Regions from separate parts of the Homo sapiens genome. Here region 1 is linked to region 2. A link is a contact called in ENCODE Hi-C or POLR2A ChIA-PET data. All regions are on one chromosome and are shown on one strand. The core of a region is the stretch at or near the end of the contact, and the rest is flanking DNA. Distances in the headings are between cores, read along the strand shown.

Region 1 (5,030 bases), core at 1,784-4,283, 160 kb before region 2:
CAGGCAGGCAGAGGTTGCAGTGCACTGAGATCGTGCCACTACACTCCAGCCTGGGCAACAGAGTGAGAATCCGGCTTCAAAAGAAAAAGAAAAAGAAAAAGAAAAAAAAGAAAAAAAGAGTGAAAAGAGAACTATTTGAATATACAATGTCTAAGAACTTTCCAAAATTAATTCAAAGCAACAAACCATAATTCCATGAATCTTAGCAAACCCCAACAAGAATAAATAAAAACAAAACAAAACTTAAGCTCATCATGGTCAAACCACTGAAACCCAAAGATAAAGATAAAACCTTGAAAACAACCAAAGAGGAGGGTAATCATGCAAACAGGAGAAAAGATTAGAATTATAGCAGATTTTTAATCTCTGCAAACCAGAGCTAGAAAAACATCTTTAAAGTGCTGGGGAGGGCAGGGGCAGGAAACCAAAAACCTGTCAGTTCATAATTTTATAGCCAGCAAAAATATCTTTTTAAAACAAAGGCAAAATAAATACTTTTTCAGGCAAAGAAACCTGAGAGAATTCATTACCCGCAGGTCTTCACTATAAAAACTTGTAAAGGAACTTTTGCAGACAGAAGGAATATATCAAATGGAAACTTAGATCTCCACAAAAAATGAAGATTGCTAGAACTGGTAAAAATGGGGATAAATAGAAAAGACGTTTTGTTCCTTTTAAAAGTCTCTTTACAACAGGTAAAATATATGACAAAAATAGCATAAAGAATGGGAGGGAGGAAATGGGATTACACTGTGCTGAGCTTCTTAAACTACATGTTTAATGGTATAATATTATTTGAAGCTGTTTATTGTGAACTCGAGAGCAGGACTATAAAAACGAAAGGAACAATGGAGATGTGAGTCACAAGTCAAAATATAAAAATCTGTTCTGACAATATATAGTTAATACAATTATTTTAAGTGAAGAAGAGGGGTAAAAAATATTGGAAACAAAGTAAGTTTTGCTAATTGCCTTCTCTGTAACATGTGATAATTAAAAAAACTGGTTAGGCAATAGAAGTATGTGCATATTTAACCTGGTGAAGATAAATGCAAAAAGATAATTTCATTAACCAGGAGAGCATGGTAGAGGAAAGGGAAAAGGAAGCATGCTAGTTTTATTCTTGTTTATAGAAAAGAACTAATATATTCTGCCTAAGGAAAGCTAAGGCCATACATAAAGCTTTAATCTTAAAGGTAAATACTAGAAAAACAACAACAATTCACCTTCTTAACATGAGAAGAACCACACACACAAAAAAAAGGACAAAGGGAAAAAAGAATAAAAGAATAAATAAAAGAATAAAAGCCACAGGGTAAAAAACTAAAAGATAAGTAAAAATTAAAAGTAAAAACAAGAAACATGATATAAAATTATATGACAAGGCTAAGCATGGTGGCTCACACCTGTAATCTCAGCACTTTGGGAAGCTGAGGCAGGCAGGTTACTTGAGACCAGGAGTTCAAGACCAGCCTGGCCAGCATGGTGAAACCCTGTCTCTACTAAAAAAAAAAAAAAAAAAAAAAAAAAAAAAAAAAAATTAGCTAGGCATGGTGGGGCACACCTGTAATCCCAGCTACTTGGGAGGCTGAAGCAGGAGAATTGCTTGAATTTGGGAGGCAGAAGCTGTAGTGAGCTGAGATTGGGCCACTGCACTCCAGCCTGGGCAACAGTGAGACCCTGTCTCAAAAAAAAAAAATTATATGACAAAACCCTAAACAAATGTATTTGTCATATCTATAAATGTAAATGTGCTAAATTCACCTCTTAAGAAGATTTCAGATAGACTCATAGAGCAAAACCAAACTCTGTGCACCATGCAAAAGGCATACCTAAAACCAAATGATTCAGGAAGGCTGAAAATAAAAGAATGGGCAATGTCACACTAGGTAAATGCCAAGATGAAAAAAATCAAGATTCATGAAGTTAATGTAAGGAAAGGGAGGGTTCAGAAATCACTATACAAGACAAAGACACTTTATAATGCCAAGGGTTGTAATTTACAACTCAGATGTAAGAATTATGAACATGGCAGTCAACACAGTAGCAAATTTTATATAGTAAGAATTATGGAAAAAATCGGGAGAAATTGATAAACACACATAATAAGAGATTTAAATTTATGTCTCAGTCTAGGGCAGATCAAGAAAACAAACAAAAAGAAATAGGTCAAGTTATAGTCAACCTTAGTAAGATCACAGGGCAAGTACTGTATCCTAATAATAGAGAACACACCTTTTCAATGCCAAGTGAAGATAAACACTCATGAAAACCTTACATTAAGCCACAAAGAGAACCTCAATAAATAGTCTAGTCACAATAAATGTAATAAAATTAAAAATGAATAACAATATAATAAAAACATTCTTTTCATCTGAAAATTAATAAACTCCTTTCTAAATTAATAAACTCCTTACTCTTAGGGTAAAGGGGAAAATAGAAACAAATAGAATTAAGTGTGTGTATTAAAATAATAAAGTACACACGTTAAATCCAATGAGGATATAAATAAAGCAGTGCTCAGAGGAAAAATCAGTAAAAAAAAAAAATAATAAAACAGGTGAATAAGATTCAGTTCAGAAAGAGAAAAACAGCAGGAAGGAAAATATAAAAACAAAGTAATTAATTTGATAACAGAGAAACATAGTACCAATACATAAATCCAAAAGCTGGTCCTTTGAAAAGAGTAAATTGAGAAATGAAAAAGAAGATACAAATAACAAAGAAACAGGCGGAGTAAACATAGAAAGGAAAATTAAAATAATCATATGAAACCACTTTGCATGCTATTAAGTGAATATATCCTAAAACCTGATATAATGGAAGTCAATTTGGGCTGGTAAGAGAAAAAAATTAGATAAATTAAATTGAGCAGTGTATTTGAACAAATAATGATTCATGAATTAGGCAGTCCTCAGAACCAGGAGAGGTTCAGAGAGCTACACTTGGCAACGTGAGCAGGCAGTATTTACAGATAGAAAAAGGAAGTGACACACAGAACGCTTGACTGATTACAGCTGGGCATTTGCCTTATAAGGACATGATCTGATCAGTTGGTAGCCTGTGATTGGCTGAAGCTCAGCTGCTCTAACTGGCTGAAACTCAGCTATTTGTTACAGGAATATACTCTTAGTGAAGTTGCAGTTTGTTTACATACAAAGTTAAGTTGCAGTTTGCTATGTATGAACTCAAAGTAGGAAGGCAGCCTCAGGCCAAATTTAGTTCAATTTAACAGGGCTCAGAGGGGTTGCATGAGTAACTAGTAGAGCCAAGACTGTATCCCAGTCTTGTGACTCCCAAGTTAAAGTTTCTCAAGCACGTCCACTGTCTCCTGCCTGCAGCTTCCTTGGACAACGGCTGGGAGATCTGGATCCTGTCTAAGGTCTGCAGGAGGGGAAACTGGCAGAAAAGACTGGCTCTGGATTTGTAGAGCTTGTGAAAAAAACCATCCATCATTGGCATCAGGGACCAAGAGGCCTAGCTAGACAGAGTCCTCCCTCTTTTTGGAAGCCCCAGCCTGCCCATCAGGATCATCCAGCACACAGTGCACACCACCCCACAGCTTTCTGGCTCTACTGGACTCTGACTTCTCCCCTTACTCAGCCTGGACTGCATCTTTCATCTGTCTGGGGTCCTCAGGACAGCACTCACTTCTGCCACTTTCCCACCTCGTCCACTTCGAATAGCCAGATCCCAGCCAGCTGTAATGCAGGCCATGCCTCCTCAAGAAATTGATACAGCACCCAAGAGGTGAGGGGCAAACCAGCATCCCCAAACCCAAGTGTGGAGTCCACCCAACAGAGAGTGGGCTTGAAGAGAGCTGGAATGTGGATCAGCAGCCCATAAGGATGCAAAATCAAGGCCAGGCTGACAGACACAAAAGATACCCCCCATATTGGGTTCAGTGGAAGAGAGAGTTGTGGAACAATGCGATTAGTATAATCTACTCTGTAAACTTTTTTTGCTCATTGTAAAAGCAGGATGATGGGGGAGAGACAGGAACACATGAAGTGAAAATATATTTTCCTATCACCCAGGAATCCCCAGCCTCTGTTTCTAGGAGTCAAGCTCAATTTTCATGTCTGGTATATTCTTATTTTTCCAAAGTTATTCCATGTATGAAATAGCATGTAAATGTTTATAAATAGGTTACACATACACATACATTATATTAAAATTTAACACCAAATGGAGCCATTCATTAATGTGTTCATTCAGTCTTCCATTTTAAATGGATTCAATGCCAAAGATCCGACAATGAGCAAAACTAGAGCCAGTCCTTGCTCCCACACAGTCTAGTGTGGATACGACCATTAAATATCCACACAAAGGAAGGTATAATTAGAAACTGAGATCCAGTGAGGAAACACATGTGAAAGTCTCAACAGTGAAGCTTCCCACAGTGGCAGCCACAACTGTCATTGTTTAAGAGGCAGTTACCAGCAAGCTGGGCATCCCAGACCTGGCCATAGATGCATTCTCTTCAGGCCTCTACTCTGCTTCTGATTGAGAACCAGAGCTGTGACTCACTGCCCTCCACCATCTGCTGGAGGGGCTCAAATGACTCAGCCCCACCCCACCCCACCCCATCCCCCAGGAATGCTTCAGAGGAGCAAGAGACGAAATTATTCCGTGTGACTCAGGCCCAGCCTGGCCCACACCCTCTGCCCGTCTGTGCCTGAGAAGCAGTGGTGGCCATCGCCGTGCCCCTGAAGGACACATATTTTCAGGTAAAGAATGTGCTTAGGAAGATTGTCTTAGCCTGTTTGGGCTGCTACAACAAAAACGCCACAGACTGGGTGGCTTAAATGACACACATTTACTTCTTACAGTTTTGGAGTCTGGGAAGTCCAAGATCCAGGCAGATTCAGTGTTGGCTGAGGAACCACTTCCTGGCTCAGAGGTGGCCATCTCCTCGCTGTGTCCTCACATGGCTGAAGGGGTGAGGGGTTTCGCTGGTGTCTCCTTTATGAGAGGACTAATTCCATTCATGAAGGCTCCACCCCAACCTTATGACCTAATCACCTCCC
Region 2 (4,786 bases), core at 819-3,318:
ATATTTAAATACATATAGTTAAATGTAGCAAACAGTATATTTATATATAACTACACATTAATAATTAATCTAAACTCAGTTTAGATTCAACAAATTTTCCAGTGAAAAACCCTAACACATCTTTTGTGAAATATGTTCATTAGTAATCAGTAAAATATAAATTAAAGTACCATTTTCCTTCTATCTCATTAGAAAAACTGAAAATATTCACAATATTTAACATTAGCAGGGCTATAGATACAAATGTATTTTTCTATCCTGCTACTAAGACTGTAAATTAAGTACCACCCTTTAAGTTAGTAATAAGGCAGTACTTGTCAAGACAGAAATGTGCATTTTTAATTAATAATTATATTTCAAGAACTCTATCACGCAGAAATATTTATAGGAGTACACAGAGAAATGGATACAACATTGTTCATGTAAGTATAATTTGTAATAATAAACAGTGGGCAATAATAAAGCCTACCAATAAGAGAAGGGGGAACATTTATTTTAACATTTATTATGAAATACTAAGCAGGCATTCAAGAGAATAAGGAAACTCACATCATCTGATATGACTGGGTATCCTTGACATTCAGTAAATAAAACCGATTGCAAAATATAATAGATGGCATGATCCCATTTTTGCCTTAAGCCAAATTTTTTAAAAATGTGTACATCTATGTATATTTGTGTATGTGAGTACATGTATTTCTAGGTGTATTAATAGGTCTGATTTCAACAGAGGGGCATAGTAAACTCAAGATTATGCCACAAAGAGGCTATCTGGAGATAAATATCCTCTCCTTAATCTCCATCCACCCTTTTATCTCCTTCGAGGGCTTCCTTCCCCTTGACCTCACCCAACTGGAAATAAGAGAAAAGTGTGCCCCCTGGGTCTCTTGAGGCAGACAAAAGAAAAGAATGGAGAGCGTGTCCAGAGGGCAAAGAGAAGACATCCAGCAGAACAATATCAACATAAGGAAAATGAGGAGTTACAAAGCATTATCTAGAATATGATAACCTTTTATATATACATTATACAGTGGTTAATTTTTTCTATTTTTGCTTACATAAATTTATTAATTTTGATAAAAACAAATGTGTCATGAAATAAAATAAGAATTCCAAAAAACTAAAAACAAAACTAAAAAGGTCTGAAGAGTTTCATATTAAGATGAAATATCTAATTGTGCTCTCTCAAAAAACACACTAAAAATCCCACACCTACAAAGAATAACCAAAAAAAGAACAACATTTTAAAAGCTGGAAAGCAGAAAGCCAAATGTTGACTATCCTGGCTGACCTGCAAAGACAAAGTGTAAGCCAGCAGAGGAAAAAGTTGAAAACAAACCCACAGAATCCTCCTAAGGCCTAGGAGGCGGAAGCATCAGGTACTGCTGGATGCAAATGGAGATGAATGGCAGTTTGCCAAAATAAAGAGGATTAGGTAATGAGTGAGGGGCAGGTGGATTCCTAGATTCCCTTCTCTCTCTGCACCTCTGGGTAACTGTCCCTCTCCTACCGCAGCATAAACTTGCATGTCTATTCTCTAGAGAAGGTAAAACAGAGTTTCCCAATTAGGAAATGCACAGTTTAGGGCATGGTCACCACTCTAAGAACAGTGGGATTAAGTGACCATATACATGCTGAATCCTGAATGCTAAAACCTCAGACCATCTTCCCTGGATGAGCTCTCAGATGGCTGGCAACAAGATCTTTGGTCCTATGCCAGTTGTCCTATAGAATATTCTGCAATGATGGAAATGTTCCCTAGTTATGCTGTCCAAAACTGCAGCCATTAGCTACATGTAGCTATTGAGCATCTGAAATGTGGCTAGTGCCATTGAAGAAATGAATTTTTAACTTAATTATATTTCAATTTAAATAGCTACATGTGGGTAGTGGCCACAGTATTGAACAGCACAGTCCTAGGCAGAAGACAGGAGTGTACTCTCTGGGATGTCTGACCAGGCTATGAGGAAAGACAAAAATACAGAAACAGGCCAGGCGCGGTGACTCATGCCTGTAATCCTAGCACTTTGGGAGGCCGAGGCGGTCAGATCACTTGAGGTCAGGAGTTCGAAAATACAGAAACATTGAGGGATTCCCTAATAAACAGCCCACATAAATCACCCCTCAGTAAAGCCCAAAGTTCACAAGCCTCACCTACGTGCAAGCCTCTACTGGCTTTCTAAATCACCCATTTTTTATTAGGAACAGATAATGAGACTTCTGAGCAAACACTCTAACATGACATTAGAGACTAAATTAAACAGAAAAAAAAGTATACTTGAAGGAAATAAACTATTCAGGGGAAAAGAAAACTTCAAAGAAAACTATCTTTAACATTTTCAAAAAGACAATAAATACTGCAATCAGGAAACAATAACATGTTCTTGTGGGAAAATAAAATGAAGAAAGGAAATATCCAGAGAATAAAAGAGCTACTGAAAGTTTAAAACAGCAAAAATGATTAGCAAAAATTATACACGACCAAAGAGTTAGAAAATAAAGTTGAGAAAAAATCTCCCAAAAAGCCCAGCAGAAGATAAAGAGATGGAAAGCAGAAAGAATATATGAAAGGGCCAAGACACGAGGTCCCATATGCCAGTAATACAAGGGCCAAAAAGAGTTGTGAGAAATTGGAGAGGGGGAAATCAGCAACAACAATCTCAAAAAAATTCCCCGGAACCGGAGAAAATGACATTCCACATTAACAGAGCCTACTAATAGCAAAGATAATGGATGAAAACAGATGTTCACCAAGGAATACCACTGTAACTTACAGAAGAGTGGAGACAAAGAACGTTCCACAAACCTTCTAGAAAGGAAAAAACAGGTTACATACAAAGGATTAAAAATTAGACCAGCTTTGAACATCTCAGCAGCCAATACCAGGAGCAAGACAAAAACAGAACAAAAACTTTAAGATTCTAAAGAAAATTATTTCCAACCCGTCCCTGTAGCAAGTGTTAGAGTAGTTGGTAGAAAAACACTGTCAGACATGCCAGGTGTAAAAGTGACTTCCCATACAATCTTTTAAAAAGAAGCTACTGGAAAATGGGCTCCACTAAAAGAAGTAAACAAAGACTAAGGGAGATCTGAAATACAGCAAGTAAGAGATCATCATAGATGAGAGGTCAAGAAGGATGATCCTGAAAGGGAGATTTCAGGGTGACAACTATACATTAGATAGAGAAGGCATTCGGTCCAAATTCTGAGAGGATGGCACAAAAGGAAGACTCTCTGAAAGTTGTTATCACCAAAATCCTTGCTACTAAACAAACCATCTGTTTGAGTCAAGAATAGAGTGTCCAGGTGAACCTGGCACAAATCCTAATCTGTACTTGGCTTCTTGACCATGTGCTAATAAAATTCCTGCTCTCCCTGCCACATTTGGCTTCCACATCAGCTGATGACACTGATTTTATCTGTCATATAGCACTCTGCTTTGTTGGGCGTCGTGGCTTATGCCTGGAATCCCAGCACTTTGAAAGGCCAAGGCGGGTGGATCATTCGAGGTCAGGAGTTTGAGACCAGCCTGACCAACATGCAAAACCCCACTCTACTAAAAATACAAAAATTAGCCAGGCATGGTGGCATGCATCTGTAGTCCCAGCTACTTGGGAAGCTGAGGCAGGAGAATCATTTGAACCCAGGAGGCAGAGGTTGCAGTGATCAGGCCACTGCACTCCAGCCTGGGGGAGACAATGAGACTCTGCCTTAAAAAGAAAAAAAAAAAGTATTCTGCTTTGACCTAATCCTGAAATATGGAGACAACACATGGTGAATTTAGAAACAAAATATATTCCCACTGGACAGCTATACTATTCAACACCCCATTCATGTTGAAAACTCTCAATAACTGGGCTTTTAAGGAACATACCTCAAAATAATAAGAACCATCTATGACAAAAACCACAGCCAATATCATACTGAATGGACGAAAGTGAAGGCATTCCCCTTGATAACTGGCACAAAACAAAGATGCTCTCTCACTACTCCTATTCAACATAGAATTGGAAATCCTGGCTGAACAATCAGGCAAGAGAAAGAAATAAAGAGCATCCAAATAGGAAGAGAGGAAGTCAAACTATCCCTGTTTGCAGATGACATGAACCTATATCTAGAAAACCCAAAGTCTTGGCCCAAAAACTCCTTAAGCTGATAAACAACTTTAGCAAAGTCTCAGGATACAAAATCAATGTATAAAAATCACTAATATTCCTATATACCAACAATAGTCAAGCTGAAAGCCAAATCAAAAACCCAATCCCATTCACAATTGCCACAAAAAGAATAAAATAACTAGGAATACAGTTAATCAGTAAGGTGAAAAGATTTCTACAAGGAGAACTACAAAACACTGCTCAAAGAAATCAGAGATGACACAAACAAATGGAAAAACATTTCATGCTCATGGATAGAAAGAATCAATATCATTAAAATGGCCATACTACACAAAGTAATTTATAGATTCAATGCTATTCCTATTAAACAACCAATGACATTCTTCACAGAACTAGAAAAAAACTATTTTAAAAATCATATGGAACCAAAAAAGAGCCCAAAGAGCTCTTCACTTTTTGCTTAGGCAATCCTAAGCAAAAAGAACAAAGTTAGAAACATCATGCTACCCAACTTAAAACTATATTACAGGGCTACAGTAACCAAAACAGCATGGTACTGGTACAAAAACAGACACATAGACCAATGGAACAGAATAGAGAACCCAGAAATAAGGCATCACGCCTACAACTATCTGATCTTCAACAAAGCTGACAAAAACAAGCAATGG

Evidence for each region. A loop is a pair of places that touch in the nucleus more often than their neighbours do. ChIA-PET counts read pairs that join two places held with the same protein, here RNA polymerase II (POLR2A). Pooled maps may share reads with other maps.
Region 1: a loop to region 2 is called in a map of PC-3, with 2.1 times the contacts of the local background. The contact joins two enhancer-like sites. A Hi-C loop is called at or near these places in 2 of 168 maps with a recorded cell type or tissue (PC-3 and gastrocnemius medialis) and 1 of 50 pooled maps. POLR2A ChIA-PET finds 5 or more read pairs at or near these places in 2 of 52 experiments (IMR-90 and activated CD4-positive, alpha-beta T cell).

What each region holds. Positions count from the first base shown.
Region 1 is chr2:30,664,699-30,669,728 of GRCh38, reverse strand. No RefSeq gene overlaps it. Among named protein-coding and RNA genes, the nearest start is that of CAPN13, 140 kb to the left of the region's middle. Within about 2 kb of position 3,033, at least 15 of the 41 ENCODE cell types and tissues checked have a DNase peak (open chromatin) inside an H3K27ac peak, as active enhancers do; they include gastrocnemius medialis, where a contact is called at or near this core.
Region 2 is chr2:30,508,518-30,513,303 of GRCh38, reverse strand. The region is part of intron 1 of LCLAT1 (lysocardiolipin acyltransferase 1); the gene reads right to left. Among named protein-coding and RNA genes, the nearest start is that of LCLAT1, 64 kb to the right of the region's middle. Within about 2 kb of position 2,068, at least 11 of the 41 ENCODE cell types and tissues checked have a DNase peak (open chromatin) inside an H3K27ac peak, as active enhancers do; they include gastrocnemius medialis, where a contact is called at or near this core.